2 separate regions of the Homo sapiens genome follow, and region 2 is linked to region 1. A link is a loop called in an ENCODE intact Hi-C map of the cell type or tissue named here. Cell type or tissue: GM12878. All regions are shown on one strand. Links, peaks and the distances in the headings refer to the core of each region. The heading gives the core; the rest is flanking DNA.

The links. Peaks named below come from ENCODE experiments on the same cell type or tissue, not always from the same donor. Only the 100,000 strongest peaks of a DNase experiment are listed, where the experiment ranks them.
Region 2: it touches region 1 in a loop (3-fold over the local background); 20 of 110 quality-filtered maps call a loop at or near these places.

Annotation. Positions count from the first base shown.
Region 1 is chr6:90,097,852-90,114,018 of GRCh38, forward strand. The region is part of intron 4 of BACH2 (BACH transcriptional regulator 2); the gene reads right to left. Among named protein-coding and RNA genes, the nearest start is that of BACH2, 190 kb to the right of the region's middle. In GM12878, for the core only: no CTCF peak of the experiment used is centred there; DNase peaks (open chromatin) are centred at 5,390 and 5,740.
Region 2 is chr6:90,465,027-90,481,193 of GRCh38, forward strand. No RefSeq gene overlaps it. Among named protein-coding and RNA genes, the nearest start is that of MAP3K7, 110 kb to the right of the region's middle. RefSeq lists a silencer at 14,462-14,571. In GM12878, for the core only: no CTCF peak of the experiment used is centred there; a DNase peak (open chromatin) is centred at 8,785.

The sequences.
Region 1 (16,167 bases), core at 4,707-7,206:
AGACAGGTAGAAAATAAACTTTTGGGCATGCATTTCAGCTGACAAAAACCTTTCATACGAATTAGCTTCTCTGTGACATATTCATTATTTTCCTAGTAATGAAACGGGAACTGTGAGACACCATGTGAAAAGGCGGCTTTTATTGTTTCTCTAGGTTCTATACTAGCTGTATCCGCTTACAAAAATGTTATACAACCCAGTACATCACAGCCTTCCACGCCTCCTCCATAAAAGGACAAGTAAAATAGTATTTCTTGGAAAGACAGGCATTTACCAATGCACTGCATCTAGATGGAGCTGTCTCCATCATTCTAGTCTGTTTCTAAACAGGGTTTTAAAGTCTTGGCACAGAACACAAAGAATGTCCCTTAGCTATTCAGCATTTAGTTCAGCTCCACAATATATTTAGCAAGATTTCTTTGCCCCCCCCGCAACCCCCACCCTTCCCTTCTTGGTTTAATGACCTCAAATGTACCAACATCCTGTCTTACCTAATCCCCTAACAAGTTCTATCAAATGCCAGGACAGAATCAGACAGCACTGCAGGCTGTGAGATCATTCACTAAGAATTCATTTTTATTCCAAAAATTAGGAGTGCCAGACCATTTAACACAATCTATCACACAGCCAGAAAATTAGCCTAGCGCTTTAAGAGAAACATTTAAATAACTTTTAAATATCTTCTTCCTGACATAGATTCTTTAAAAACCTGAAGACTCTCTCCCCAGAACCAGACGCATAGACACAAAACATTTCCACATGATAGCAAGAGCTCAAGGACCCTTTGAAGACGATGTAGGCCCCCTAAGAATCCATAAACCTCAGGTTAAAATCTCTTGTAAAAGAACTCCAGTACTTCTCTTTGTCTACAAGCCCCTGTACTGGATCCTGATCCATGGAGCATCCAGGGTAACTTCTTCTGGGGCCACTTTTGTCTCTGGATGAGAAACGACTTGTTTCAGCTTCCGGAACACCCCTACGTGGCTTCTGGTCCAACTGACTGTCAACACGGCTAGGCCTCTCCCCAATTCAGCTGGCTACTCTGGGAACGTTCATTTCTCTTACTGGTCCATGACATGCTGGCTCTACCCCAGTGTTAGGTTTTGCTTTTCAATTGGCAATCTTGGATCCTGTGGTCCCTTCTGTCTTCCTGTCACTTTCCTTGTGGTCCTTGTGGAACTTTTGTTTTAAAAATTAAACCTGTTTTTTTTTTCTTTATCATAAAAGCAACGGCCTCCCGTTTGCACTTAATTCCTTTGTTTTTTCTCCAAAAGCATACTTCAGCCTTCATACCTTTGTTCTTGGGAAGACTTTGCCCACCTCTCTAAGTGGCAGGTCGTGCCACTCTCTGTTCAGTTCGGGACAGGGTTTCTCCTCCAGGAGAAGTGTGGGGCAGTGAATTAGGAATAAGCCTAAAGTCAGAGAGACCCAGGTCTAGTCCCAACATAGCTGACTTTGGCCAAGCAATTTGAACAAAGGCTCAGTTTCCTGATGTGAACAAACAAGGAAGATTAAAGCCAACATATGCTTTTGTTTTATTTTTTTTAGACAGGGTCTTGCTCTGTCACCCAGGCTGGAGTACAGTGGCGTGATCATAGCTCACTGCATCCTCGAACTCTTGGGCTCAAGCGATCCTCCGGCCTCAGCCTCCTGAGTAGCTGGGACTACAGGTGTGTGCCCTTAAAACTGGCTATGTTTTTTGTTTTTGTTTTTTAAGGAAGACTAAGAGAGCTGATATGTTCACAGCTTCTGAAACACAGAAGGTATCTAGTAAATGGTGATGATCATTTCATTCCCTTCTAACTCTTCACATATGGGATTCAGCATACATTCTATATTTTAGAAGCAACTCCTGCTGCTTTCTATTAGGTGGCCAGGACCACTTACGTTTGGAGGCTTAGGCATTTTTTAACAGGTTTATTGAGATATAATCAGCATATCATACAATTCACACCTTTAAAATATACAATTCAATGTTTTTTAGTATATTCACAGAGTTGTGCGACCATCACCACTATCTAATATCAGAACATTTCCATCATCCAAAAAAGAAAACCTACACCCATAGTAGTTACTCTTCATTTCCTTTCCCCTTCAACCCTTGGCAACCACCAATCTACTTTCTGTCTCTGTGGATTTTCCTATTCTACACATTTTGTATAAATGGAATCATCTATTATGAGGCCTTTTGTGTCTAGCTTCTTTCACTTTACCATATTTTCAGGGTTCACACTTGATGTAGCAAATGTCAATATTTCATCCCTTTTTATGGCTGCATAATAATCAATTATATTCATCTACCACATCCTGTTTATCCATTTATATCAGTTGATGGATATTTGGATTGTTTCCACATTTTAGCTATTATGAATAATGCTGCCAAGAACATTTTTGTATGGTTAGACATATTTGGACATGTTTTCAATTTACTTGGATATATACCTGGAAGTGAAATCGCTAGGTAGGATGGTTAATTTTATGTGTTAATTTGGCTAAGTCACCATACCAAGACTTGTGGTCAAACATGTTTGGGTGTCGTTACAAAGGTGTTTTTTAGATGAGATTAACATTTACATCAGTAGTCTTTGAATAAAGCAGATTACTCTTCATGAGGTGGGCCTCATCCAATCAGTTGAAGGCCTTAAGAAAAAAGGCTGACCTCTCCCAGGAAGAAGGAATACTGACAGCAGACTCCCTTTGGACTCTAACTGCAACATCGATGCTTCTCTGGGTCTACAGCCTGCTGGCCTACCCTGCAAATTTTGAACTTGCTAGTCTCCTCAATCATGTAAGCCAATTCTTTAAAATAAATCTGTCCCTTTCCTCTCTCTCTCTACACACACACACACAGACACACACACACACACACACACACAGACACACACACACACACACACACCCTCTATTGGTTCTATTCTCTGCAGAACCCTAACTAATATACTGGGACAAATGGTAACTCTGTATTTAACATTTTGAGGAACTGTTTTCCAAAATGGCTGTAGCAGGACAATCCCACCAGCAATGTATAAGGGTTCCAATTTCTCCACATCCTCACCAACACTTATTACTGTCTTTTAGACTTTAACCATCCTAGTGGGGGTAAAGTGGTAACTCACTATAATTTTGATTTGCATTTCCCTAATGACCAATGATGCTGAACATCTTTTCATTCACTTACTGGCCATTTGTATATCTTTTTCTGAGAAATGCATATTTTAGTTGTCCATTACTTGTCTGGGTTGTCTTTTGAGCATTGAGCTGTAAGAATTCTTTATATATTCTGGATACACATCCTTTGTCAGATACATGATTTGTAAGTATTTTCTCCCATCTGTGGACCATCTTTTCACTTTCTTAATGGTTTCCTTTAAGCATGAAGTTTTTAATTTTATGAAGTCCCATTTATCTAATTTTTCTTTTGTCTTTTGTACTTGTGGTGTTATATCTAAGAATCCACTGCCTAACGCAAGGTCACAAAAATGTATCCCTATATTTTCTTCTAAGAGTTTTAGAATTTTTGCTTGCATTTATTTTTGTGATCCATTTTGAGTTAATTTTTGTATATGGTGTAAGGTATAAGTCCAAGTTCATTCTTCTGTGTGTGAATATCCTGTTGTCCTGGCACTATATGTTGAAAAGACTGTTCTTTCCTCATCAAATTGTTCTGGAACCCTTGTTGAAAACTTTGAGCATACGTGTACTGTATTCAAGACTACACTATCTTATAGGATGTTTTGAAAAAAGGAAGTGTGAGTCCTCCAATTTTGTTCCTCTTTTGCAAGATTGTTTTAGCTATTCTGGGTCCCTTGCATTTCCATATGAATTTTAAAATCAGCCTGTCAATTTCTGCAAAAATGCTGCAATTTTGATAGGGATTGTGTTGACTATATAGGTTTGGATAGTTTTGCCATCTTAACAAGTCTTCTGATCTATGAACATTGGATGTCTTTCCATTTATTTATGTTTCCTTAATTTCTTTCTATAGTATTCTGTAATTTTCAGTGTTCAAGTCTTGCACTTCTTTTCTTAAATTTATTCCTGAATATTTAATTATTTTTGATGCTATGTAAATGGAATTGTTTTTGTAATTTCATTTTTCTTGCTAGGGTACAGAAATTGATTTTTGTAGACTGAACTTTCATCCTGCAAAACTGATGATCTTATTATTCATTCTAATAGGTTTTTTCGTGTGTGGTTTATTTTTTCTTCTAATGAATTGCAGTCAAGTATTTTTAAGTATTCTGAATCACAGGAATATCCTGGCACAAAAACCCATGACTTAAAACTTCACTATAAATATAAGGAGCTCATACTATTATTTGTCCCCTTCCTGTGGCATTGGGTAATGATCCTGCTTTTGGGTTATGGTCTTGGTGGCATTCCTACTGCTGCTGACAGCCCATATAATGATTTGAAAAGTTCCTGGGACTCCAGGATACATGGTGAGACACGAATCTATTTTCCATAGAAGTGGTATTATAAAAAGAGGTCAGGTTTCCAGCCTATCCCTAAAGTCTGTTTAAAGGGGTATCATTCATTGAGGATGCCACAGGGTCTGGCCTCGCCATTCTCAAAGGGAATCTAAAGGGTTTGTTTCAATGAAAAACCACATTCTAAAGGAGTTTTGAATGAACCTTTCAAAAAGTGCCCTCCTGGGCTGGGCGTGGTGACTCATGCCTGTAATCCCAGCACTTTGGGAGGCCAAGGCTGGTGGATCACTTGAGGTCAGGAGTTCAAGACCAGCCTGGCCAACATGGTGAAACCCTGTCTCTACTAAAAATACAAACAATTAGCTGGGCATGATGGCGGGTGCCTGTAATCCCAGCTACTCGGGAGGACGAGGCAGGAGAATCACTTGAACCGAGGAGGCAGAGGTTACAGTGAGCCGAGATTGCGCCATTGCACTCTGGCCTGGGCAACAAGAGCGAAACTCCATTTCAAATAATAATAATAATAATAATAATAATAATAATAATAATAATAATAATAAAAATAAAAGGACCTTCCATTCAGTTAGGACTTCTTATGGGCTTTTATGTAGACACCTCTGCTAACCTACTTCTTCTTTCCAACTCAGGGCTGACTCCTAATATACAATACTTTGAGGGGCAGTGGTAGTTACCTTGCACAAAAACTGCTAAATTTGACACAATACATATATATATATATATATATATATTTTTTTTTTTTTTTTTTTTTTACCAGACTATATTTTGCTTCAGGTTCAAAAACTGATTTCTAGCCAGCATTCAGAGACCTACTTTGCATCTTGATCCATGAGTCACTGATTTGAGCATGCATTTGCCCAGAATACCCAGGCATGTGAAAGGATCAAAATATCACACTTTGATTGATTTAGAAAGTTATTTTCTACCACCATGCAGTCTGAGAGTTTCTATGCTGCATCTGACTAATTGGGGAGGTGTGGGAGCAGAGAGAGCCAGGAGCTGCTGTGTGGAAGACCTTGTCCCTCCTCCCAGGCACCAAGATCCCAGGGAGTAGCAACCCTGCTCTCCATGGCGAAGTGTGTCCGTGTGATGCTCATCTCAGCATTATCTGGTTATCGGAGTCATCTTTTGAAGAGATCCTGGTATTTCGGTTTGACAAAAATCGAGAAACAATTTAGAAAGAAAATCGGATTTGTGTGTAAATGAAGAATATTCCTGAAAAGAAACTCTGTTACGAAACTGAAATCTGGAGACCGCGGTGGTGCTAAGTTGAGTCATCAGTTCCCTTTACGCCCTAATAATTGACGGCACTTTGATCACGATGACTGCTCTGGGTGATGCTTTTTTGTTTGCTTTTTAAAGTACTTCCTTGTGTAAACAGGTTGTCTCACTATCATCTTGAAAACATGTTTACGTTTGGGGGATCATGGGGAACATCTGTTAGAAACAGATTTCATGCTTTTCTGTCAACTTAGGGAAGTCTGAATCCTATTTCTTGGTAATATACAAAAGCTCTTGGAGAGTTAAATGAAGTTCTACTGGAAAAAGGACTGACTGGATATTTTGATTGTTCTTCATATATGTATTTACAAATTTGTCCTGAAAACATCCATTTGAAATAGAAACAGGCATGAATTATTGTTCACTTTTTGTAGATGCAGACAATGAAGTGTAGAGAAGTGAAGTGGCCTGGTCAGTGACCGACAAAGTGGCAAAGAGGGGGCCAAATGCATCACAGGGACATACTGACCCTTAATCAGCACCAAATAAAATCCGCAGGTATCAAGGGTCCCCTGATATTATTTCCAAAAAGATGTTACAATCCTTCACAATTTTATTGAGATCACTGATTCTGGAGAAGGCAAATATTAGGGCTGAGTGATGTATCCCCCAAAAGAGCAGTTTCTTTGTCCAGGTCTCAAGTTAGAGATCTAGGTGTGTGTGGAGAGGTGGGGTGTTCAGAGGGAACAGGAACAAAGCTTGAAGGAGAGGCTGAACCAACAAGAGGACTTCAGGCAAAATACTTTACTGAAACCTCAACAGTGAGGCTGCTCCTGCTGTGCCCAGAAGCGAGGTGCTCCTCTTGGAGGGTGTGCCAACTCGCTCTGGCCCTTGGAGTTGAGGCAGGAGCGGTTTCTGTGTGAAGAGAAAGAACTGCTGTCATGAAAAAATGGGAGATGCTGCAGATTTTATTTAAATGCCCACAGACAGCACAGCCCCTAGACCCAGGCAAGGAAGGACTCTGTTCTCCTTCAGTTAGGCCAGGGAGGCATTGTTCCCCATCTTGCCTTATGATCTCTCCCTTAAACTCTTCCAGAATTTCCCACCCAAATGGTTCCAAGTGAGCTCCCAGGGTCAGTGTATGCCCTTTCCCTCGGTCCTTCCTCCCTTTGGTGGGCTACACCACCTGAAGGGTGAGAGAATGGCCAAGGGCAGCTATTTACAGAGATATGCATGTATCTTGGACATGTGGGCTGGGGTGTCCATGTGCATGTTTCAAGACCCCTGTAGGATGGGGGACTGGGGGAGTGGGAGGAGAAGGAGCAGGAAAGAAGGAAGCAGGTAGGTGTATGCTGGTTTCCCCCATACTACCATGTTCCCATTTGGAACTCTAAGGAGACCGATAATTCTAAATTTAAATCTGGCCTTCCGAAAGGTCATTACATCAAGGCAGAAGGACAGAATGTATTTTATACAACCAGTTTGTTAGCCTGATTCATAAATTTTAATATTTAAGCATACAGCATATGAGCTTCAATTGTGCCTTTGTCTGGAGCCCTACAAATATTACAGCCAGACCTGTCCAGAGCCATGTGGATCAGGGCTGGGAAGGCTTCAGATTGCAGATGTGCAGTTATGCATTACACAAGCCCCATGTTGCATTCACTGACCCTCTGGATGATAAAGTGGAGGTGGCTGCAAGGCATTTCCAGAATATCAAGGTGCTCACACAACAAAGGTTTCCTTCACTTGTTTTGGGAACACTGTGCTGAAGACAGCTTAGCCAAATATTTCTCTGTTTGGCTGCAGCCAAATACATCAGGGTCTTGCTACAGGCCAACTAAGCAAACCATAATTTTTACAAAAAATAATTACCTAACACTTTCATCTCTTGTGGTTTCTTTATTCCATACATACTTTGTAATGTGTTTATCAGCAGCTAGTTGAACAACTTGGTGTACCAGTGGGAGACAAACCAGCAGTAGTTATACACGGCAAGTAAGGACCAAAACATAGGCAGGAAAATAAAAATACCAATGAACATTAGGCTGAACTGTAAGACATAATTAAGTAGCTGTATATCAAATGCATAAATATGATTCTTTTTTAAAGGCCCACACATATTACACCCACTTTCAGGAGTTTCCCAAAGTAATTTAAAACTATTTGATGTTGCTTCCTGTTTTTCAGTACTTTTATCTGTTTATGGGGGTGGCAATTCTACTGCTAACCAAATGAACAAGAAGAAAAGTGAAGGATGGGGCCATTTTCCTGGTTTTAGTCACCAAAATCTGCTTTAAAAGACTGAATTTTTAGACCTTAAATTTTAAAATTTGGGGTTCTAAGCTTCAAAGTAATTATTTAAGACTTATCCCACATTACAACTACAGATTGCACCAACAGTTTTCTTAGAGTTAGTGAGCCTCTTGCATCAACTTTGTTTCCTGTTCTCTCCAAAGCTCCTTTCTAAAGCAACTGAGCTTCAGAAGAGGGAAGAAGGAAACAGGGCAGAGGGGTTTGCTGACCTCAGTCTGCATTCAATACATTTTTCTTTTTCTCTTTGAGACAAGGACTGCTAAGAAAGGGCCTTTTCATATTTTAAAGCTGAAGTTTCAAAAAAGCTAGAACAATTCAAAGATATTTATTCCATAAAATTATCCTCAGGTACCAAAAGTAGCTCTGGAAAAGTGGCCACCTCTTTTTATTTGGCCTTCATAGCTCATTATTTTAATCAAGTAGATGGTTAATGAAAAGCAAACTTACACTTTCCATGAAGTAAATAAAGTAATGTGCTGAATAATGACATTTCAGTTGATAATAGACTGCATATATAATGGTGGTCCCATAGATTCTAACATCATATTTTTACTGTACCTTTTCTATGTTTAGATACACAAATACCTCCCACTGTATTACAACTGCTTATAGTATTTTGTAGAGTAATATGCTGTACAGGTTTGTGGCCTAGGAGCAGTAGACTATACCATACAGCCTAGCTGTGCAGTAGGCTATACCATCTAGGTTTGCATTAGGTACACTCTATGATGTTTGCACAATGATGAGACTGCCTAATGACGTACTTCTCAGAATGCATCCTATCGTTAAGCAATGAATGACTGTGCTATTATGAGGTGACAGGCATTTTGGGGATCAGCTAGTTCAATGTGTCATCAAAGTCTTGACCACCAAGTGGGTGGCGCTGATTAAATACCTCTAATGAGAAGAAAGGTACTGCCAAGTCAATTTTGGAAAATTATTATGTACCACATCACTGCATACATCATTACACAGTTCTCTCTCAGGCCAATCTGCCTCCTTGTAGCCTAAAAACACTGGTTTGCCCTACAGGGCAACCAGAGGAAGGATAACACCTACATACATGGTAGGGAGTAAGTGGTGGCTCCGCCTCCTCTCTTTCCTCAAGTCTTCTCGCTGGATAGTTGTTTCTAGTTCCTTCAAATGTTATTTGACATGGTTTCAGGTTCTCTATCACTGTCTTGGGCCACTGTCCTTTAAAAATATTTAAGTTCTAAATTTAAAAATCATCATTTCAATTTAAAATCACATTATAGGCCGGGTGTGGTGGCTCACTCCCATAATCCCAGCACTTTGGGAGGCCGAGGCGGGTGGATCACGAGGTCAAGAGATCAAGACCATCCTGGCCAACATCATGAAACCCCGTCTCTACTAAAAATACAAAAATTAGCTGGGTGTGGTGGCGTGCGCCTGTAGTCCCAGCTACTTGGGGGACTGAGGCAGGAGAATTGCTTGAATCCAGGAAGCGGAGGTTGCAGTGAGCTGAGATCGTGCCACTACATTCCAGCCTGGAGACAGAGCAAGACTCTGTCTCAAAAAAAAACAAAAAAACAAAACAAAACAAAAAAAACACCCCATGTTATAGCCAACAATACATTTGCCAATATATCTATCAAATGTGATCTCAAATAAAGCACAATTTTATTACTGAAGAGTACATAGAACTATCTTTCACCTTCTTAGTCCTACAATGCAGACCATGATTTCATTAATGCTTTGGGCAGCTACATCACATCTCTGGCTAGGATTGAGCTTACAGAAATGAAACCCCCAAGGAGTCTTCACATATTGCTATTGTGTTTTATTTCCCACATTCTCTATTTGTGATTTTTTTTTTTTTTTTTTTAGTGGGGGTGTGGGATACAACTGCAGGTCTTGGCACTTATTCCTATTACTAAATGTCAACTCACTTGGGTCTCGTCCCTTGTTTTCTTCTTCTTTCTTCTGTCTATTCACTCGGTGGCAAAGGAGCACATGAAAGAGAACTGTGCTCAAGGGAATTTCTTTTTATCATGGAACTGTACAAGGCTTACAAAGCAGTGGGCAGTCAGGGTGAAAACTAACTCAGTAAACAATACCCTTTAGGAATTGGCTCAGTGTGTATGCTGTGTCAAATCCTGCTTGGTAAATTCCAAGAGGAAACTCTGAATAAATATTTACCATATCTATTTATTTCTCCTACTGAGAACTATATAAGACAAGAGGATGTTAAATGATGAAACAGATTTCAGGATTTTTGCTCTCCGCTGAGTCTTGCCCATGGGGCGTGAGGACTGATACAAGTCCCAGTCTCATAATGAAACCAGACACAGTTCACTTCCTTTTGTTTCTTAAACCACCCCCTCACCTGGGAGATGTCTTGAAATGACACAGACTTAGTTATGTATCACTAACCTGAGATCTCAAGGGAATGATTGGTATTAATTATCATTAGTAATAATAATATTTAATATACCCTCCTGGGAAGGTGGACAGCATGTGCTTGGGATGGAATACAGCCCTGACTAAGCTTACCTGCTCAAGCTGTCAATCCCTATTGTCTCAAAAGGCGAAAAGAGACATTTTAACTCCAGAGCCATCTCCTCTTCCAATTGACATAATAAGGAGAGGTCAAGAAGAATCTAGTTAGAGATTAGTGGACGCTGCATTACACTTCCATGGCTTCCTACTGAAAGTGAACTACCAAAGAAATCACAAAGCACTTTCTGTCTAATTCTTCCCTTCTTCCTTCCCAGCTTGGGAAACAGCCTGAGATCAGCCTGAGATCAGACAGAGGATGCTACCTCACAAGCTGGTTATCAGGTGGGCTCTTTGCTTACTGCAGCCCAGAGGAAGAGAACCAAATGGTTGGGGCAGTGGAGAATGTCTATCATTGCTCTAGACTTAAGATAGTGAAAACCAACCAACAACCCAAATACAGAATCTACGCCCTTCTTGTCTTACATCCTCTGGAACTTTCTTCAATTTTAGCTATTCCCCAGTTAACCTTTTTATTGAGGACAGAGGGATGACCTGCCCCATTCTTGGGCTTTCTGTTTGCTCTTTCCCCTCCTCAGGAATCAATCACTATTCTTGAGCTCTGGATCCCATCCCCTCTCTCTCACTTAGAGAATCTGTTTCTGAATTTACCTTCACTGTCCCTGGGACATCAATTTCTCTCTCCTGGACCATTTCCACTGGCATATCTTAAATCCCTTCTTGATGCCATCGCTTCCTCCAGAACCAATCCCTTTCTCTGCCCCTGTTCTGAAGGAAGACCCTCAAAATAGTTGTCTTTACTTGCTGCCATTATTTCCTCATTTCTCTTTCTTTCCTTAACCTGTTGTAGATTTTTTTTTGTCACTCCAGAGAAACTGCTTTTATGAAGGTTAGTGATGATCTCCGTCTTGCCAAGTCCATGCTCAACTCTCTATTCTCATCTTACAAGACTTCTCACCATCACTTGACTCAGTCGTCAACTTCCTCCATGAAACCACTTCTTCTTGTGGCTTCAGGGGCACCACACTGTCCTGGCTTCTCATCAGCTTCACCTGTGGCTCCCTCCTCTGCAGAGTCCTCCTCTGCTCCTCCTCCTCTGCTCCCCATCTAAATGCTGGCGTTATCTTGGAGCTCCATCCACGGACTTTCTCTTTCCTCTAACTATACTCACTCCCAGGCCTGTGGTTTTTGTCACCTATATGCTGAAGTCTCTCAAATTTATTATATGTTGCCCCTGACCTCTTCCTGAATTTCCATATCCAATTTCCTACTCAGCACCTGAACTTGTATATTCAACATGCATCTCAAGTATAACATGGCCAAAAAAACAATTATTGTTTCCATCCTCCCTCCAAACCTGCTTCTTTCCAGTCTTTTTCATCACAGCTGCTTGGGACAAATATCTGAAGATGAATCAAAGAGAATATATAGACTTCCATCTGCCCTGCCTCCATAATACATCTTGAAATGAACCACTTTCATTAGCTCAGTGTTTAGACATGTTGGTCTGAGGACTCCTTTACAACCTTAAAAATTAATAAAATCTCCAAAGAGTTCTTGATTATGTGGGTTATAGCTATTGATATGTGCCATATTAGAAATTAAAACAAAACTTTAAAAAAATAGAATTCATTGTATTTGAAATACAATAAAACATTGTATATTAACACAAATCACATATTTTATGAAAATTAATACATTTTACAAAACATAAGTGAGAGAATTAACACTTTTACATTTTTGCAAATCTCTCTAGTATCTGGCTTAACAGAGGACTGCTGGATTCTCATATCTGGTACTACCTTCAATATGTTGCTCTATGGTGTTTTGATGGAAGGACATGAAGAAAATCTAGCTCACACAGATACATAGTTGGAAATGGGTGAAGTATTTTCATCATCTTTTGATAACTGTGGATATTCTCTGATTCTACACCAGAAATCAACAAGTGGTAGCTTTTAAATGTGGAGTCTGAAATGTGGTACCTGAAAATCTGTCAATAAACTTTTTTTACTTTGTTAATATTAAAATCTATTGGTCTATCTTGCGCTTTGAATGGATTTTTCACCTGTGCATAATTTTATAACATTACCCATTTGGTCATTTGGAAATACTTGTTCACTAAGTTCGGAGATCTTTGAGATCTTTTGAATGTTTCACATTTCATGATCCAATACCAAATTCTCCACATTCATTAATATCACCATCAATCTCGTCAGAAAAAGTCCTTAATGTATTGGGAAGTTATCAAGCTCTACAGTAGCAGCTATGTGTTTTCCAAAATCCTAATTTTTGTCTCAAGCTCAAATTTTGTCATTGGCAACAAATACTGTCAGTTGTTTTTCTTGAAGTATCAGGGCACTTCATTCATTTTTGATAAAAGATCTGTCAAACAAATACCCAAATTGGAGTAACTAGAGTTTGTCTGTTAGTTGTTCTTTTAAGTCATATTGGCATTCCATGAAAAAAGCAGCCAGTTCAGCTTGCGACTCAAACAACTGCACACGGGTTTTTCCTGGAGATAACCAGTACACTCTGGTATACGGTAGAAGGGCTTATGTGTCCTTCCCATTTTGTCACACAGAATATTAAAAAGACATCACTCAAGAGTTGAGATTTAATAAAAACAGTAATTGTTACTGCTTCATACAGGATATTCTGAAGTGAAATTGGCATTCTGTTCTATTGTAAGCATGTGCTGGTGAAGAACTAGCAGTTTGGTACCACTATCTTGTTTCGTGCTGAGGTGCCAGCAGTTTTCCCCACCATTACATTTCACTAGCAGTGCACGTCAATACTGCGAAAAAGACAGACAGCATCTTGGTATTACTGTGAAAATAGTTTTAACCTTGCATTCCCTGATAAGATCTTGCGGGCCCCCAGGAACCCACAGACCACACTTTGAGAACTGTGGCACTAGCTTGCCATCTTCTGTCCAGGCCACCACCATCTCTCTCCCGGGCTTGCAAAAAAGCCTCCTTGATGGTCTCTATGCTTTTACTTTTGCCTCTGTAGAAGCCCTTCTCCACAGAGCAGCCAGATAATCTTTTAAAAATGTATGTCAGATCACATCGCTCTCCTGCTTAAAACTCCCACTTCAGATGTCCCATTGCTCATAGAATAGCATCTGAGGTGCAGGCCCAAGCCTGCAAGGCCCTGGCTGCCCCTATTTTCTCATTCATGCCTGTACTCCTTTTCTTTCCCCTTCTCCAGTCACTTGACCTGTGGATCTCTTTAAACCTATCCTGTGTGCTCCAGCCTGGAAGGCTCCTCCCCCAGGTTTTAGCAGGTAGGGTTCTCCTCATTTAGGTCTCATCTCCTGTGTTAGGCATTACTCAACCTGCCCATACACATCTTCCTATACACTGCCCTCCTCTGGATTACATAGCTCCATTTATTACCCTGATTGCTCTCATCGTTCTCTGAAATGATATTGTTCACTAATTTGACAGCTGGTTTGTTGTCTGTATTTCTAAAACAGAAAGTGAGTTTCCACAAGGGTAGGAATCTTGAATCTTGTGCTATGCCATATCCTTACCATCTAAGACAATACTTGGAACACATCAGGTGATTAATTAGTATTTGCTGAATGGATGCTTCTGTGAGTGACAATGGGTGGTAGGATACCATGCAGGAAAGCTCTCTGCATACTGCAAAATATACACATGTAAGGTAAGGGAAATGATGTGTTACAACTTGTAATTCTCCGTCACTAGTACATACTTTGCCATGTCAAATTTAAGTCATAGATAACATTATCAGGCTATTAGTGTTACCTTCTTGACTATTTTTCTGCAGATCAAACAAGATAAGAGTCCAAGATCTCTTTGTCTCTCCCCAAACTGGTCTCCCTGTTGTTAATCCTTTTCTTCTCCAGGCCATCTTCTGCAATGTATGTCATTTATTTATTTATTTTTTTGAGAGAATCATATAGTGGCTCCTGCAAGATTGTACACAAAAAGATCATCCCCAAGACACATAATTGTCAGATTTTCCAAGGTTGAAATGAAAGAAAGAATGTTAAAGGCAACTAGAGAGAAAGGGCAGGTCAACTACAAAGGGATCCCCATCAGGCTAACAGTGAACCTCTAAGGCTGAAACCCTATAAGCCAGAAGAGATTCACGGCCTATATTCAACATTCTTACAGAAAAAAGTCTTCAACCAAGAATTTCATAACTAGCCAAACTAAGCTTCCTAAGTGAAGGAGAAATTAGATCCTTTTCAGATAAACAAAGGTTGAGGAACTTCATTATCACCAGACCTGCCTTACAAGAGATCTTGAAAGGTGCACAAAATATAGAAAGGAAAGACTGCTATCAGCTAATACAAAAACACACTTAAACACACAGACCAGTGTTACTTGCAAAGCAACCACACAAACAAGACAACAAAATAATCAGCTAACAGCACAATGACATAACCAAATTCATACATACAATACTAACCTTGAATGTAAACGAGCTAAATGCCCCACTTAAAAGGCACAGAGTGGCAAGCTGGATAGAAAAGCAAGACCCAATGGTATGTGGTCTTCAAGAGACCCATCTCACACTTAATGACACTCATAGGCTCAAAATAAAAGGATGGAGAAAAATCTACCAAGCAAATGGAAAACAGAAAAAAAGCAGGGGTTACAATCCTAATTTCAGACAAAGCTGATTTCAAACCAACAAAGATCAAAAAAGACAAGGAAGGGCATTACATAATGGTAAAATGTTCAATTCAACAAGAACATCCTAATATCCTAAATATAAATGCACTCAACACAGGAGCACTCAGATTTATAAAGCAAGTTCTTAGAGACCTACAAAGAGATACAGATTCCCACACAATAGTTGTGGGAGACTTCAACACTCCACTGACAGTATTAGACAGATCATTGAGGTGAAAAATTAACAAAGATATTCAGGACCTAAACTTAGCACTGGACCAAACAGATCTGATAAACCTTTACAAACATCTCCACCCCGAAACAACAGAATATACATTCTTCTCATCTCCACAAGGCACATACTCTAAAATAGACCACATAATTGGACATAAAACAATCCTCAACAAATGTTAAATAACCACATACTCTCAGACCACAGCACAATAAAAATAGAAGTCAACACAATGAAAACTGCTCAAAACCATACAATCACATGGAAATGAAACAACATGTTCCTGAATGACTTTTGGGTAAATAATGAAATGAAGGCAGAAATCAAGAAGTTTATTGAAAATAATGAGAACAAAGATATACCAGAATCTCTGGGACACAGCTAAGGCAGTGTTAAGAGGGAAATTCATAGCACTAAATGTTCACATCAAAAAGTTAGAAAGAACAACCCCAAAGCTAGCAGGAGATGAGAAATAACAAAAATCAGAGCTGAACTGAAGAATATTGAGACATGAAAATTCAAAATATCAATGAATCCAGGATTTTTTTTTTAAATTAATCAAATGGATAGGCCATCAGCTAGACTAAGAATAAAAGAAAGAAGATCCAAATAAACGCAATTAGAAATGATGAAGAGAATGTTACTACTGACCACACAGAAATAAAACAACCATCAGAAACGATTACAAACACGTCTACACACACAAACTAGAAAACCTAGACAAGATGGATAAATTCCTGGACACATACACCCTCCTAAGACTGAGTCAGGAAGAAATTGATTCCCTGAACAGACCAACAGTGAGCTCTGAAATTGAATC
Region 2 (16,167 bases), core at 7,302-9,801, 370 kb after region 1:
ATAACTGATTTAAAAGAAAAGTAGAAGTACAAGTTGTAAAAAATAAAAATAAGGCAGGTACCAGAATCTTGTAATTAATCTACCCAATTCCTAGTACTTAAGAATTAATATTTAGCAGAGTTTCATTAAAGAGATTTGGTATCAATTGTTTGAAGTACAGGTACCCTTAAATAGTGCTAAAATACCTCTCTATTCTTACTAATTAAAAAAAAAAAACTATCAAGTTGTTAGTAAGATATTTTATTCCTAGAGATGGGCCTGTGAAATAGAATTATCACAGACTCCACATCCTGTTCAAAGTGTTTGAGAAATATTTTCTGGAGAACCTTCACATGATCTCTGTATTCTGAGATGTCCTTGCTTTTCAAATAGTGGTAAACAGATAATATTTGTTTTTTGTTTTTTAATTACAGGACAGGTATTAGTCAGGGTTCTCTAGAGGGGCAGAACTAATAGGATAGATGTATATATGAAAGGGAGTTTATTAAGGAGTATTGACTCCCACGGTCACAAGGTGAAGTCTCACAATAGGCCATCTACAAGTTGAGGAGCAAGGAAGCCAGTGGTGGATCAGTCCAAGTCCCAAAACCTCAAAAGTAGGGAAGTTGACAGTGCAGCCTTCAGTCTGTGGCCAAAGGCCCGAGAGCCCCTGGCAAAGCACTGGTGTAAGTCCAAGAGTCCAAAAGCTGAAGAACCTGGAGTCCGATGTTTCAGGGCAGGAAACATCCAGCATGAGAGAAAGGTGAAGGATGGAAGACTCAGCAAGTCTGCCCTTCCATCTTCTCTTGCCAACTTTATTCTAGCTGAGCTGGCAGCTGATTAGATGGTGCCCACCAGATTGAGGGTGGGTCTGCCTCTTCCAGTCACTGACTCACATGTTAATCTCCTCTGGCAGCACGCTCACAGACACACCCAGGAACAATGCTTTGCATCCTTCAATCAAGTTGACACTCAGTATTAACCATCACAAGGTCCTCTTGGAAAATAAATCATGGATGGAATAATAAAGGAAACCACACTTTTGAGCTATCCCTTGTTCTTAGTTGTCACCTGGCTGTAGAAATATAGGAGGGGCAGTATATTCCCATGAGTCAGATAAGAAAATGGTAAATTTGGATGCTTCATACGCAAAAGCAGTGTCTCCATCGATCCCTCCATGGGCAGGAAAGTCACTGCATTGCTTCTGCCCAGAGTCATTCTCCCTCCACTCCACTCTTGAGTTCCCTGTGACCCATCACATCCACCGGCAGGGATGGGAGCAGGGAGTCTGTGACTGCACACACCCCTTATCTCAGTGGAAGCCAAATGACCCTAAGAAGTATCATCTCCTCAGCGTTGTCCCCATTATCACCCTTGTCTAAAAATGGTATGCTGTGTTTGAACATTGTTTTAAAAAGGATTTTCTCTAGAAGACATACTGGCCTTTTTAGAAAACAGCTTCTGGCATGCACCAAGATATTTTGTGACTCTCAGCTCTTTGAGAAGGCAGTGTGTCTCAGAAAGCCAGCGGTAAAAGCGATGGTTGCTAAGGGAACAATTGAATTGCTGACACTGAGACATGTAATGTGACTGAAAACTCTTTTTTTCTTCTCCTGCCACATGGAAAAGAAAGCAGATGAGTCAGAGGTAATGGTGGACTGTCCTTTCTGGCTGTTACAGAAGCTGAAAGGACCTAATAGCCTCTTAGTTAGCCTAAAGGGGAAGAGCCTCCTGGTAATTAAAATTGACAAAAGCTGCTTGCAAGTTGTGGATAAGTTAGTGAAGGCTGGGGCTGAAACTGTGACTCAGAGTGAGTTGAAAAGAAAAAGAGCCACCTACGAACGAGACTGACATTCGACCATAGCTGATAACAAAATGCAGAAAGCACTACCTAGTCATATAGAGATATATGTATCTTTGAACACTGTCTCCTAAATACTTTGAAATATTTTTTAATTGTGTGATTCACTCACTCATCTACCACTCAATTGCCATTCGGGGGAGTCCTCTTTTTTCAAACCCCTTTTTTGAGGTGTAATTTACATACCTTAAAATTCATCCCTGTAGCTGTATAGTTTAATGATTTTGGGGGGTAACTTTTTAGAGTTCTACATTCCCCCAATCCAGTTTTAGAACATCTCATCTCGCCAAAATGTTCCCTTTTGCCATTCACAGTCGATCCTTCCTCTTAGCCCCAAGCAACTACTGATGTGCTTTCTAGTTCTATAGATTTGTATTTTCTAGAAATTTTATCTAAATGGAATCATATGATCTACAGTCTTTTGTGTCAGGCTTATTTCATTTTGCATAATGTTTTTGCGGTTCATCCATGTTGTACCATGTATTGGTAGTTCATTCTTTCAATGCTGAATAATATTTCATTGTGTGGATATATCCCATTTTGTACATCCATTCACCAGTAGATGGACATTTGGGTTGTTTTCAGTTTAGAGCGATTATGAATAATGCTCATATGAACATTTATGTACAAGTTTTTGTGTAGACATGTTTTCATTTCTTGTGGGTACACAGCTAGGAGTACAATTACTGGGTAATATGTAAGTGTATGCTTAACTTTCTAAGAAACTGCCAAACTGCTTTCCAAAGTGGTTTTATCATTTACATTCCCATCAGTAATATGTGAGAGTTCCTGTTCCTCCACATCCTCTATGTTTGGTATTGTCAGTCTTTTTGATTACAGCCATTCTAATGAGTGTGTAGTAGTATTTTATTGCTGTTTTCTATTGCATAATTCAATTCAATTTCATAACTGTAATGACTAATGGTGTTGGTTATCTTTTCATGTCCTAAATGTTTCTTATTAAGAAAAATATTTGAAATAATACAATTTTGAAGGGAAAATCTGAAAACCATAAAGCACATGTCTAAATATTCTCCATCAGAATTTGCAGAACAGTGTTTCTCATTGCAAACTATGTGCATTAGAATTACCCAGAGTGTTTGTTAAACATTCAAATCTCCCCCAGCCTACAGAACCAATACCTGGGGTAGGGGCTCTAGGGCCCACATTTTAATTTTTTTAATTTTTTGTAGAGATGGGGTCTTACTTGTTGTCCAGGCTGGTCTTGAAATCGTGGGCTCAAGTGATCTTCCCACCTTGGCCTCCCAATGTTCTGGGATTACAGGCATGAGTCACCACCCCCATCCAGAGCCCACACTCTTACTACTTCTATCACTGATGGGTGATTCTTATGCACACTGGAGTTTGTGAGTCATCTCCCTAGAACCAAGGCGCTTTTGCTAGCTTGGTGACCATTGCACTGACTGCAGGTTCAAGAATCACTGTCTCAGAGATAAGTAACCCTGTACGACAGGGGTCCCCAACCCCGGGCCGTAATGGCGGTGAGTGGCGGGTGAGCATTACCTCCTGAGCACTGCCTCCTGCCAGATCAGCACCAGCATTCATTTCTCATAGGAGTGAGAACACTACTGTGAACTGTGCATACAAGGGCTCTAGGCTGTACACTCCTTATGAGAATCTAATGCCTGATGATTTGAAGTTGATGATTTTCATCTGGGAACCATCTCCTTCCCCATACCCCATATGTGGAAAAATCATCTTCCATGAAACTGGTCCCTGGTGCCAAAAAGGTTGGGGTCCAATGCTATAAAGGATACCTTTGCCCCAAGCGTAATGAACTCAGTGTGTAAACCTTCAGAGAAAACCATTTTTCTGACTCTAGGACAAAATGGAATTCATCAGACACAATGTATGTAATCCTTGTGTCCTGGAAGTATAGAAAGAAATGCAACAACTTTGTTCTTCCCTCCCTTATAAGTGGACTAGAGGAACACAGACCAGAGAATGTATGTAGGCTAAGTGCCCTGAGTTCAAATATGAAAACACAGTCTCAACCAAAATCATGAAAACACTAGTAATTTTTGACAAGATAACACTGTTTCCAGTGTATTCCCAGAAGCAAGGTTTTAACTTTATCATCAGATCCACTAAAAGCTTATCAGTAAATGGCTTCAGTCCTTTCTCTGCAGGACTATGGGTCTAGTGGCCCAAGCTGGATGAAGGCATCTTAATCATGTCACCAGGTCCACAGATATTTATCTGTTAAGGTTGGCTGACCTAAATGATTTAAAAACTGCTCTTAGACCCAGAGTTCATTATGATCAGTAGGTCGTGCATTATGCATAAGTTTGTAAGTGCTTTTGCTGTAACACACATAATAAGAACAAAAATCCAAAATGCCATGACCACTACAGGCTTTGGGAGGAGATTTTACTTTGAAAAGAAGGGTTGGTGGCTTAAAGGGAAACTCTTTGTACCTCATGATGATGGCTCCAAGCAGAAAGTGTTAATAAAACCAGAAGAAAAGGGTTCAAAAGAGCTTGAAGTGGGTTTGGGGCTGGTGGCCTGGAATCTTAACAAGACACCGCTTTTCTTTCCATAAGAAGTCAGGCTAAAAAGAAATCTTCCCATTTGTACTTCAAACCAGTTTTAAATACATCAGGAAAAAATACATATACACACAACAAACCTCCCGCCCAGACACCCTTCCCCTGGCTGGTCATTCTATTTGGAGGGTCTGTGGGTGGCATCCTGTGCAGCCGATACATCATTGTGCTACTTGCCGTATCTCCAGGGACACACAGAATACTCACACGTGATGACAGGACAGGATGCGGACGCTACCTGTGCTCTTTGGGGGACCATTTCCCTACAAATGGCTACTTGGAGGCATTGTGAAGTAGGATTGCTTTGTAGGAACCCAGAAATGCCAACGTTTATGGAATTACCAGGCACAAATTACTTGGCACTGCAAATTGGAACAATTAGCAAACCTTTGTGATGAAGGAATGCTGAACGTGAAACAACTTGGGAGTAGAATAAAAATGGACCTATTGTTCTTTGACTCAACTAAGTGCACATAATATATTCAGTCTGCTTTTGCCAAACCATATATTTATCTCTGCTGTTTGAGAGTGAGAGTGGGACTACTCCCAAGGCCCATTAGCCCCAGCCCTGGCCCTTACCAACTTGGAATGAAAGGAACAAGCAGTTCCTTCAAATGGATGAGAACTAGCTCCATTGCACAATATCTTGTACACAAGTCAAATGATGCCAATAACATTAGGTTAGTTTTTGTAATGGCCACAGATTTTTATAGAAATCCGTGATAGAGAAATGGGCCATCTGAAATAATGCCATTTAGTAATGTGACTTTTTCCCCTTTTAGATAAGTCCAAATTATGGACATACTGTTCCCTGTATTTGCCCAGATGGTAAACGAGACATGTTGGTTGGAAGTGAGCTTTAAAATTGGCACATAATTAGAATCTCTGTCCTACTAAAATAAAAATATCGAGTAGCTTGTTAATACTTTAACATTTTCTAACGACCACAAAACCTTCTTCTGGCTTGTCTCTATCTATATTATTTTTAAATGTCACCTGTAGAATTATTGATGACCACCCTCTGGGGGGATGAGTAACCAGTGACTTAAAGCTGCTGTCAGAGTTTGAAAACACTGTAAAGATCATCTTGGCCTCTCTTCCCTTCCTGCAGGTCAGGCGAACCCTCATCTTCTGACTTCTTGTCCAGGCCTCACCCTATGTTATAGGGTCTTAAGTATGTGCAAAGAATGATATTTGAGAGCTGAGCGAGGCTGCACAGCCTTTTGTGTCATTCAACAGCGAGGGACTTCGTTTGGGCATTGTTTTGTTCTGTTACCTCTTTCCTTGTCTCTCTCTTATGCTCTGCATTTTTTTTTCCTTTGAAAGTTATTTTTGCTATAACACAAATATTCTCTTTTGTCCCTCAAACTTTTCTAATTCTTGGCAGTCCTCTTGGTATTTATGTTTATAAAGTCATTTCTGTTTCAATTGTGGACTCCTTTCATGTTAAGACTCTCAAAATTAAAAAAAAAAATTTGGTAACTTTAAAATTTTGAACTCATTTCAGAATTCCTGAAAAGCTGCAAAAATAATACAAAGAATTCCCACATGCTCTGTACCCAGGTTCTCCAACAGTTGATTTCCCCATTTGCTCTATCATTTTCTCTCCATGTGTATCTACATTATTAGTTTTGTGTCTGAATGATTTCAAAGTAAGTTATAGCACGATGCTGCTTTACTCGTACATACTTCAGTGTATCTCACGATAAAAAGTATTGCACTTCAGTGCTGAAAAAAGAAAAAGGAGATAAGCAAAAGAAGGTAATTAAAATCCATCTGGAATCTCACCACCCAGAAATAAACATTTTGCTGTCTATTCTTCCACTTCTTTTCCATGCATATATTCACATTTCTTATACAAATGTGATATTGTACATGCAATCTTGAGCCCTGCTGTTAGAGGCAGCATAGTGGGGTGGAAGAGCTCTGGTTCTGGAGTCACTCTGGGTTCAGATCCTGAGTGTACCACTCACTAGCTGTGTTCGTTTCCTGTGGCTCCCCTAACAAGTTACCACAAACCAGGTGGCTTAAAACAACAGAAATTTAATCTCATAGTTCAGGAGGCCAGAAGTGTAAGATCCAAGTGCTGGCAGAGTTGGTTCTTATTGGAGCGTCTGAGAGTGAGTCTGTCCCCTGCCTGTCTCCTGGCTTCCGATGACTGCTGGCAACCTTTTACATTCCTTGGCTTGGAAGCACGTGACTCCAATTTCTCTTCCATCTTCACATGGACTTCTACCCTGTGTCTCTGTGTTTCTCTAGTCGCTCTTTCCTTTGTCACATAAGGACACCAGTCATTGAGTTTAGGGCCCACCCTAAATCTAGGGCGATTTCATCTCAAGATCTTTAACAAGTTATATCTGGAAAGACCCCCATTTCCAAATAAGGTCACATTCTGGGTTGTGGGTGGATATGGATTTGGGGGAGGGGAGCCGTTGTTTATCTTGCTACCCTGGCTTTGTGTCCATGGACAAGGAACTTTACTTCTCTGAGTACTTTACACTCTAAGTGTAATTTCCCCAGGGTATTTTAAGGATTAAATGTGATAATAATACACATAAAGCAATTAATAACACCTAGCACATAGTAAGCATTCAATAAATGCTAGTTATTGACTATGGCAATAATACAGTTAACATCATTTATTTGACCAATAGCCTATTGATTATTTAGGAGTTTTTTTTTTTCCATTTTTGTTATTATAGACAAGCTCCTAGTGGGCACTCTTGTGACTATACAATGTTTTTTACATATTTATGATCATTTCCTTAGCATAAATCTCTAGGAGTGGTTTGCAAAATGTTAAGCCTTTTAATTTAACAATTCTTGGCAAGGCACGGTGGCTCGTGCTTATAATCCCAGTACTGTAGGAGGCTGAGGCAGGAGGATCAGTTGAGCCCAGGAGTTTGAGACCAGCCTGGGCAACATAAGGAGACCCCTATTTCTACAAAAAATACAAAAATTAGCTGGGTGTGTTGGCTCACCCCTGTAGTCCCAGTTAGTTGAGAGGTGGAGGTGGGAGGATCACCTGAGCCTGGGAGGCTGGGGCTGCACTTCAGCCTGGGTGACAAAGTGAGACCTTGTCTCCAAACAAGCAAACAAAAAATTCCTTTTTGCACTGCATGGTTTGATGATTGGCTTTTGTTGCCCAATTTGTGAAATTATCTTTTGCACAGCAGTCTGGAGATCCAGCTTAGATTTCCCCAAATTGTCATTCCTGGAAACACACATTATGCTGAAGGTCTGAGAATGCCAGTGCTTGTTCACCAGCTGATTCTCCTGATGGTAACTCACAGAGGCCCGAGAGATGGGACAATGGCGTATCACGGGGAACCAAGGCCGGGCAGGCACAGGAGAGGTGCCTGATCTGAAACAAAGTCACTGGATTTTGCAAAGCAGTTTTGAACACTCAGGTAGACGGTAAACCACAACAACCGTGGCAGGAAAACAGCCCACCACAAATAAAAGCCTAAAACCCCAGCTGACTCTGTTCATGCCTTAATAAGAAATTGCTCAGCAGTTCAAATGCCCTGGTTCAAAGCCCTCCCTACAAGGCGAGGAACCTGAGGCCATTGTTCCGGGTAACCCTCAGGCCATGGGTGATTCTGAACAGATTGCACAAGGGCACAGGGTGTTTTAGAGACGCCTTCATCTTTGTCAGTCCTGAACCCTCCCTCTTCCTTCTGCTCAGCCCAGAGGTGCTGTGGGATGAGTAGAAAAAGGAAAGGGCCCTAGTGTTCCCAGCTGAAGTCAGAGGACTTCGGTTTCCTTTTTATTTTATTTTATTTTAGAGATGGAGTCTTCCTCTGTCACCTAGGCTGGAGTGCAGTGGTGTGATCTCGGCTCACTGCAACCATCACCTCCTAGGTTCAAGCAGTTCTCCTGCCTCAGCCTCCCGAGTAAGTAGCTGGGATTACAGGCACCTGATACCACACTGAGCTTCTTTGTGTGTGTGTGTGTGTGTGTGTGTGTGTGTGTGTGTGTGTACTTTTAGTAGAGACAGGGTTTCACCATATTGGCCAGACTGGACTCGAACTCCTGACCTCAGGTGATCTGCCCGTCTCAGCCTCCCAAAGTGCTGGGATTACAGGTGTGAGCCACCGCGCACAGCCTGGTTTCCAATTTTAATTTTGCTTTTTATCATATCAGAATGAAGAGAGTTCCATCCAAATGCACCAGCAAACCAGGTCATAAAGGAGATGACAGAAGGCACCTGTGCACTAAGGCAGTGGCACATGACAGTAACATTTCCTTCTGCAGCAAATACATGAACCTTTAGTCAGCTTGTTTTGACCACAGTTAGAAAATATTACCAGTGTAGTGACCACAAATGGTATTTGAAAACATCACGACGGTTTGGAGATCCACCTCCCACATATTTATACAGCCTGTCCTCCACCTCCTACATAAAACTACTTTTCTTTTGTTTGACATTCTTTTTTGAAATAACGTTTGAAATCGTTCAAAGTCATGAACTTGGAGGTGAGTAGGTCTAGCTGAAAATCTATATTTAGCTTTGCAGCAGGCTTGTAAAAACTTGTTTTTATTTTGATTGTTGTGGGTTTGCACCCCTGGAGTTTCATTTTGACTTTTAGGGTTAAGTAAGTTTCAAAATGAAATGCATCCAGTTGTCAAATTTTCCCCCAGGTTTTAAGTTTTAAAACGGAGGTCTCTCTTATTTCGTATTAGTTTTTTTCCCCTAAATTCCTCTCCTCTCCCTCTGGTACCCTGATAATCTCCTTCCTCCTATAAGTGTAATCCTTTTCTCTTGCCTCCTTATTACCTTGGGAAACAATAAGTAGAGGCCAGAGGAACACCCTTGTTTTAGGTGTCAAAGAGCTGAGCTCATATTCTTGCTACTGGGTGGTGAAGGAAACTTGAGATTGCTGCCTCAGTTTCCCCTTTGGAAAAAGGGGATGCAAATAAGAGCTCCCCTCTATTTCTTAAAGGTGCCATGACTGGAAAACCAAGTTGAACTTGACTGAAAATTAAGGAACAACATTCCTCCTAAGTACAAACTGTCACGATGGTGAAGGATTCATTACCCAATGACTTCCATAAGTATTTGCAGCCTCAGGCCCTGGCACTGGAAGCTACAAATAGGATTCCTGCTACCCAAGGAAGGTATAGCCTCAGATAGGTAGGTACTCTGATTGGCAAAGAGAAGAATAAATTATTAAGCCAGTCTGCGAAGCCATAATAAGGTGAATGAGCTAATGGCACTCTATATTTCTTCCATTATCACATTGTATAGGGACTTTTTAAATGTCTGTTAAACATGAGGCAAGATGTTTCATAAACTAAAGCTACATTCAGCTTGTATTCATTTCGTATTGCTGTCGTAACAAGTTACCATAAACACAGTGACTTTAAGTACACACAAATTCACTATCTTATGGTTCACACAAATTCACTATCTTACGGTTCTGGAAGTTGGAATTCCAAGATCAGTTTTACTGGGTCAAAATCAAGGTGTTAGCAGGGCTGTGTTCCTTCTGGAGGCTCCAGAGGAGAATCTGTGTCCTGGCCTTTCCCAGGGGCTACAGGCTGCCTGTATTCCTTGGATCGTGGTCCTCAGCTCTCTAACCCATATTCCTGCCTCCCTCTCAGAAGAATCTTTGTGATTACATCAGGCCTGCCTGGATAATCCAGGATAATTGTCTCATCTCAAGATCCTTAACCCAATCACACTTGCAAAATCCCTTTTGCCATGTAAGCTAACATATTCAGAGGTTCTGGGGATTGAGATATAAACATCTTTGGAGGACTCAATATTCAGCCTAGACAAGCTATGAAAGCATGGACTTGATCTGCCTTGCTCACTGTTGATCCTAGTACTTGGCACAAACCTTCTTCATAGTAGGCACTTGATTAATGTAAATAGAATGAATGAAAGGAATAGATTATGTCTGGTTTTGGCAGTTCGGTACATTAGATGCTTATTGTGTACCTACTATGAGCCACACCCATAGGGGTGCAGAGCTGTCCTGGAGCATACAGTCTGACTGGCAGACAGTCAAGGAGAAAACTGAAACAAGTAAAAGTAAATCCTGGTGTCCAGAAGCCCAGGAGAGCCAGGGCGTCATAACAATTCTGTTTGCACTCTTGGAATTTCTTTCTGTACCGGTTGGCTGCTGCCTTCTCTAAGAATTCTTTGAACACATCCCCTTGGCAAATGTGATTAATGATATTTAGATTTATTTACTTCTGTTTTTTTTTTTTTTTCTGATGTGCTAAGGGTCTGTACTGGAGAATCATTAAAAGAATTAACAATTAAGTTTCTGCAGAACCTCCTCATCCCCACCCTCTGCCCAGCATAGGGAAAGCTCAGGTGGCTGGAAGGAGGTCAGAACCAAAGTTCAGAAATACAGAAAAGCTTAAAGGGATTTCCTGAGCTAGCCTGGGAACCTAAGCACTGTCATTCACTGGTTTTAAGTGTGAATGTGTTTCAAATTTCAAATAGTAGCAATACACTTGGCATTTCAGAACATAACTGCTAGCAAGTTATATGCTGCCTGCTTGTGCACCAAGGTCCAAAAACTGCTTCTCTGTGTTTCAATTGAAGATGACTCAGGTGAATTACAGAACACCACATGGTTGAAATTCCTTTTATATGTGGTCTTCTGGGTTTCAGAAGGGCTGTCCACATGCAGGCCTTCTAAAGAGCCAACCACCAGTTTCCTGTATACCCCAGCCTTGGGGCTTTTTGCCATCTCTCTGCTTTGTTATTAAACAGTCAGAAGTGGGCTGGGGGTGGTGGCTCACGCCTGTAATCCCAGCACTTTGGGAGGCTGAGGTGGTTGGATCACTTGAGGCCAGGAGTTCAAGACAAGCCTGGCCAACGGGGCAAAACCCTATCTTTACTAAAAATACAAAAATTAGCTGGGTGTGGTGGCAGGTGCCTGTAATCCCAGCTACTCAGGAGGCTGAGGCAGGAGAATTGCTTGAAGCTGGGAGGCAGAGGTTGCAGTGAGCTGAGATCACGCCACTGCACACCAGCCTGGGCGACAGAACGAGACTCCACCTAAAAAAAAAAAGTTAACAGTGAGAAATGGAGTCCCCTTTGTCTGGACGGGGAGCGGCTGGCTGGGAGGAGGATGTCAATGGGAGACCGAGGGGAGACAGCTGCAGAGACTGCAGCAGCCTTGGAGGGCAGGACAGAGGTGGACGTGGGAGCACTAGTGGACAGGCCATGTGTACATGGAGGATACTCAAAAGGCAAGGACTGCCTGACACTTGCAAACCCGCACCACCCCCCTCCTGCCTCTAGGGTGCCAGGCTCTTGAAGAAATATATACTTACCCATTTTTGAAAGGTTGACGGGTCTTCTGAGCGTTTGAAGGGGTATTTTCTGTTGTTCAATTGTGAACATATTTGGTTGCAGTTTTGAAGGCTTTTCCTCTAGAACTTTTCATGTCCTATTAGCTGATAACACTCCTGAGCATGAATGTCTCTGTGCTACTGCCCTCTAGGTGTGTTGGAAAAAATAGAGTGCTAATCCCACGCACCTGCTTTCAATTCGGCCCACATGAGTCTGGTGCCAGAGGTTTGTTCACTCTGAATATTTCTACGCAATCTTCAAAACCTGCATTTTTTTACGCTAACACATCTCTGCTGTCAGCATCTTAATGTACACACACACACACACACACACACACACACACACACACACACACGTCGGGGCTCCATAGTCCTACCATTTGTGTTCTCAAAGGGAAGAGTTGGCGAGGGTGAGCTAGGATGACCACTAGATGACAGTATATAAAACACCTCTTAGGTGCTCAGGTGAACGAAGTTTGAATACTGCCCAGAGCTGCGATTCCCAGATTCTGATCTGTAAAATTTTTTAAAAAGGAAAAGAAGGCCCAGTGCCTGTAATACCAGCACTTTGGGAGGTTAAAGTGGAATAATTGCTTGAGTACAATTCGAGACCAGTCATAGTGAGACCCCATCTCTACAAAAAAGAAAAAATTAGCCAGGTGTGGTGGCACACACCTGTAGGCCCAGCTTCTTGGGAGGCTGAGGTGGGAGGATTGATTGAGCCTGGAGGTTGTGGCTGCAGTGAGCCGTGATCACACTGCGTGGGCAACAAAACAAGACTCTGGGCATTCCAGCTTGGGCAACGAAATGACACCCTGCCTTAAAAAAAGAAAAAGAAAACGAAAACAGGAGAGAGCCATTGGCTTGCCAAGTTTTTATCTTGCCAGGGGACATCATTAGATATAAATCAACTTCCATTCCTCCCTAAGAGAAACATTTTAGTCATGAAGAAATAGGAAGGACAGAATCTCAAAACAAGAAATTATCTTGTAAATCTCAAAGTAGCTTTATGAAAAACTTACCACATTGTTCTTTTGTGCTCATTTTGATGCAGACCAGTGAAAGAATCATCATGAACAAGCATTTGGGAAATAAACCTAGAGGAAGATTTATAATTCCAGGTTGTGTTTCCATGAGTGGAATTAAGATAATCGATCTTGCACTATGTTATCTTCAAAATGAATCTAAGAGCTAAGTAAAGTTTCAATCCAGAGACACAAAGAAGAAACAGGGGTTGACATTTGATAAAACTCATGCTATAGTCTGAATGTCCCCCAAATTCATGTGTTGAAACTTAATCTGCACTGCATTGTCTTAAGAGGTGGGGCCTTTGGGAAGTGTTTAAGTAGTGAGGGCTCCACCCTCATGAAGGGTTTAGTGCCTTGTAAGAGGGTTGGAAGGAGCCAGCTTAGACTCCTCTGTTGCTCTTCCACCAGGTGACAACACCTAGATGGCCTCATCTATGAGGAAGGAATGAGCCTTCATCAGACACTGAACCTGCCAGCACCTTGATCTTGGACTTCCTAACCTCCAGAACTGGGAGAAATAAATTCCTTTTCTTTATAAATTACCCAGTCTCAGGTATTTTGTTATAGCAGCCGAAATGGACTAGGACACTCACTAAGATGAGGCAAGCACACAGGAATCGCTGCATATGTACTGGGTGTGTTGCTGAGCCACCCCTCCCCCCGCTTCATCTGGGCCATCTCAGCCTTCTGTTTGTCAGGAACAAAACTGATGATTGCTAAGCCTCCTTGGCCCTAGGGATGGGGCTGTTGAGCTGAACCTCCGCTGAACCAGGCCTGTAGGAACTGCATTCAGGTCCCAGGCTGGTAGGGAGGGTCAGCTCAGGCTCTCCCTCCTGCCATCTTGCTTGACCTCACCAAAGAATTCTGAACCAGAACATGGGTGTGCAACCTTCTGTGGCAGAGATGGGAGAAGTGAGATGCTATGCCCTGTTAAACAATGTGCTAAACACTAATATCACGAGTCAAATTCTAACTTTCAATTAGAGAGCCCTGATTTCAAATTCTGGGGCTTGGGCAAGTCACTTCACCTTTCTAATATTCAGCCTTCTTGTTTGAAAATAGGGCCATTCGTAACACCTACCTCTCATAGCCATTGTGAGATTAAATGAGGTAATCTACATAAAGTATATAATGTAGCACTTACTGTGTGTTCAATGTGCATTAACTAATATTAATAACATTGGTGCAGGGTGCTCCTTTCTAGAGGCAAGCAGGCTGGATGATCCTAAAAGATGCTTTGAGATGCGTGCTAAACATCATGTTTTGGAAGAAATTTGCTGCCAGTAAATCCCTACCTCTGAGTCTCTGGTTTCGTTTTAACAGCTCGTACTCTACAGGTGGTCACAACGCGGAAGGGATTGGAGTGTTTGCAGCCTGGGGAGTTGCTTCTGTAGTTGAGGAGATCTGGAGTGTCGCCTTCTGGATCCGAGTGGCCCTGCTTATTCATAAGGATGGAAATGACTTGGTATTTAAACAGTGGGGAGTCCAGTTAAGCTCTTCTCTCATTGACTATATTCAAGATCCCATAGTAGGTATCTCCCCAGCAAAACTACACAGCCTCTGGTGAGGCTGGAGAGCACAGAGAAAACTCCAGATTACCAAACACACTGACAGTGACACCACACCCTGGAGCTGTGCGGTGACTCACCCTGCCTGGGTAGGAAAACTCTCCCGTCACTGCTGTGAGCAGGCAACGTTAAGGGGTCCTTGGAAGGCTGTGCTTGTACTGCCATCTAGTGGTTTAAAAAAGTACGGCTCGCTTTGGGAAGGGTCCTGGATCCCGTAGTCCGAGCTGTGCAGTCAATCACTAAGCACTAGCATCTTCCTCATGAAAATTTAGTAAGATGAATATTTTATTGAAAACTTGGCATGCTAATTTCCTAATTTAATTTCATCATTCCCCCCACAAAGCACTGAAAAGTTTGTGAGAGTCAAAATAGAGTGAAGAGCACCAGCCTAGGAGTTCGAAGGCTCCTTTGAGTGACAACTCCCAATATAACTTGGAGGAAGTGGCTTAAACCTTCTGTTTTCTCTAGGAAAAAAAATGGAAGTTAATTCCCCAAGTGTACCTCTCAGTAAATGGCTGGGAGGTTGAAATGTGGAGCCACTTGTTCTCCTCTTTCTAACATGCTGCTTCCCTGGCCCCATGTTCTCTGGCTTCTAAGCACACGTTCTTTGCATTTCTTTTTAATTTCTGAATTTCAGGGAAGTAGTCTTTATCTATGGAGACCCTTTGGTTTCGGAATGTGGGTTTTTCCCTTGAATCAACTGCCCCAAGAATATCAAACAACGCTTACATGGGCCTGTTCTCTGTGGGTGCTTTTCTCCTTGACATAGCAACAGTTACACCAGCTCTACCCCAAAATGTGCCAAGGTCTTGATACACAAAATTTGGGTGTTGTGTTGAAGTGATAGGTTCAAGATCCTAAGGGTCAATAGTCTGTAAACCTACTGTTAGGGAATTTTAAACTTCTCCAGTGTGGTGTGTGAGCGCAAAGGAGCATAGGACAGGAACTCCAAAGACCTTGGTCTACTCTCCAGTGCCCTTTGATTCTGGGCTCCTCACTTAACATCAGCACCTTCATCTGTAAAATGGGACTATATAATAAGAACTTGTCAGGATTGCTAAGGCGATCCAGTGAGGTAATGTTTGAGACAGTTATGTGTAAAGCAGAGAGGCCTGTACTGGTGTTAGTTACTGTCTTTATGATTGTTCCCTCATTTGGCACCTCTTCTATAGCAATTATGGTACTGGATTTGGGGTAACCACCACTACCTCAGGTTTACTAGGTGTATGTGTTTTTCCCTCCAAGATTTACTGTATTTAAACAATTGATGGATCCACCTACTGTCCTTATTTGAAGATGATGTAGTCACAGCCTATGTGGTTTTGTGAGCCAGCAAAGAATAGTTTAATGGTTCAATTAGCTCCTTGAGGAGATACATGGTGGTTGAGATATGCCAAATAAGCAGCATGCAACCTCTGTGGGGAGAAAAGAAGTCAGCCGACTTCTTGTGAAGACACAGCTTCCTGCAGAGCCAGATGTAGCTCGCGTTTTCCTCTTGCTTGTTCCCAATAGCAGTGCTCAGGGGGGATAAACTTTACTTAACCTAATTAATTTTAATCACAGCTTTCAAATCTCATACTGTGAAAAGAATTACAAATTGGAATACATTAATAGAAGCCATAGTTTATGCTGCAAGCTAATCATGAAATGTGCATTTACATTTTCTGCATGAGTTTGCAATTACCATTGAAATAAAATGCCGTTATGTCCTTTTAAATTACCAAAATGTGAAGAGCAGATTGAGCCAGGCCCATTTTTGTGCTACGTTACTACAGGAGTGTCTAAATTCCCAAGAATTAGATGGCTTCCTCCATCTGAGTTGCAGTGAGGAATGATTTCCTGTTGTC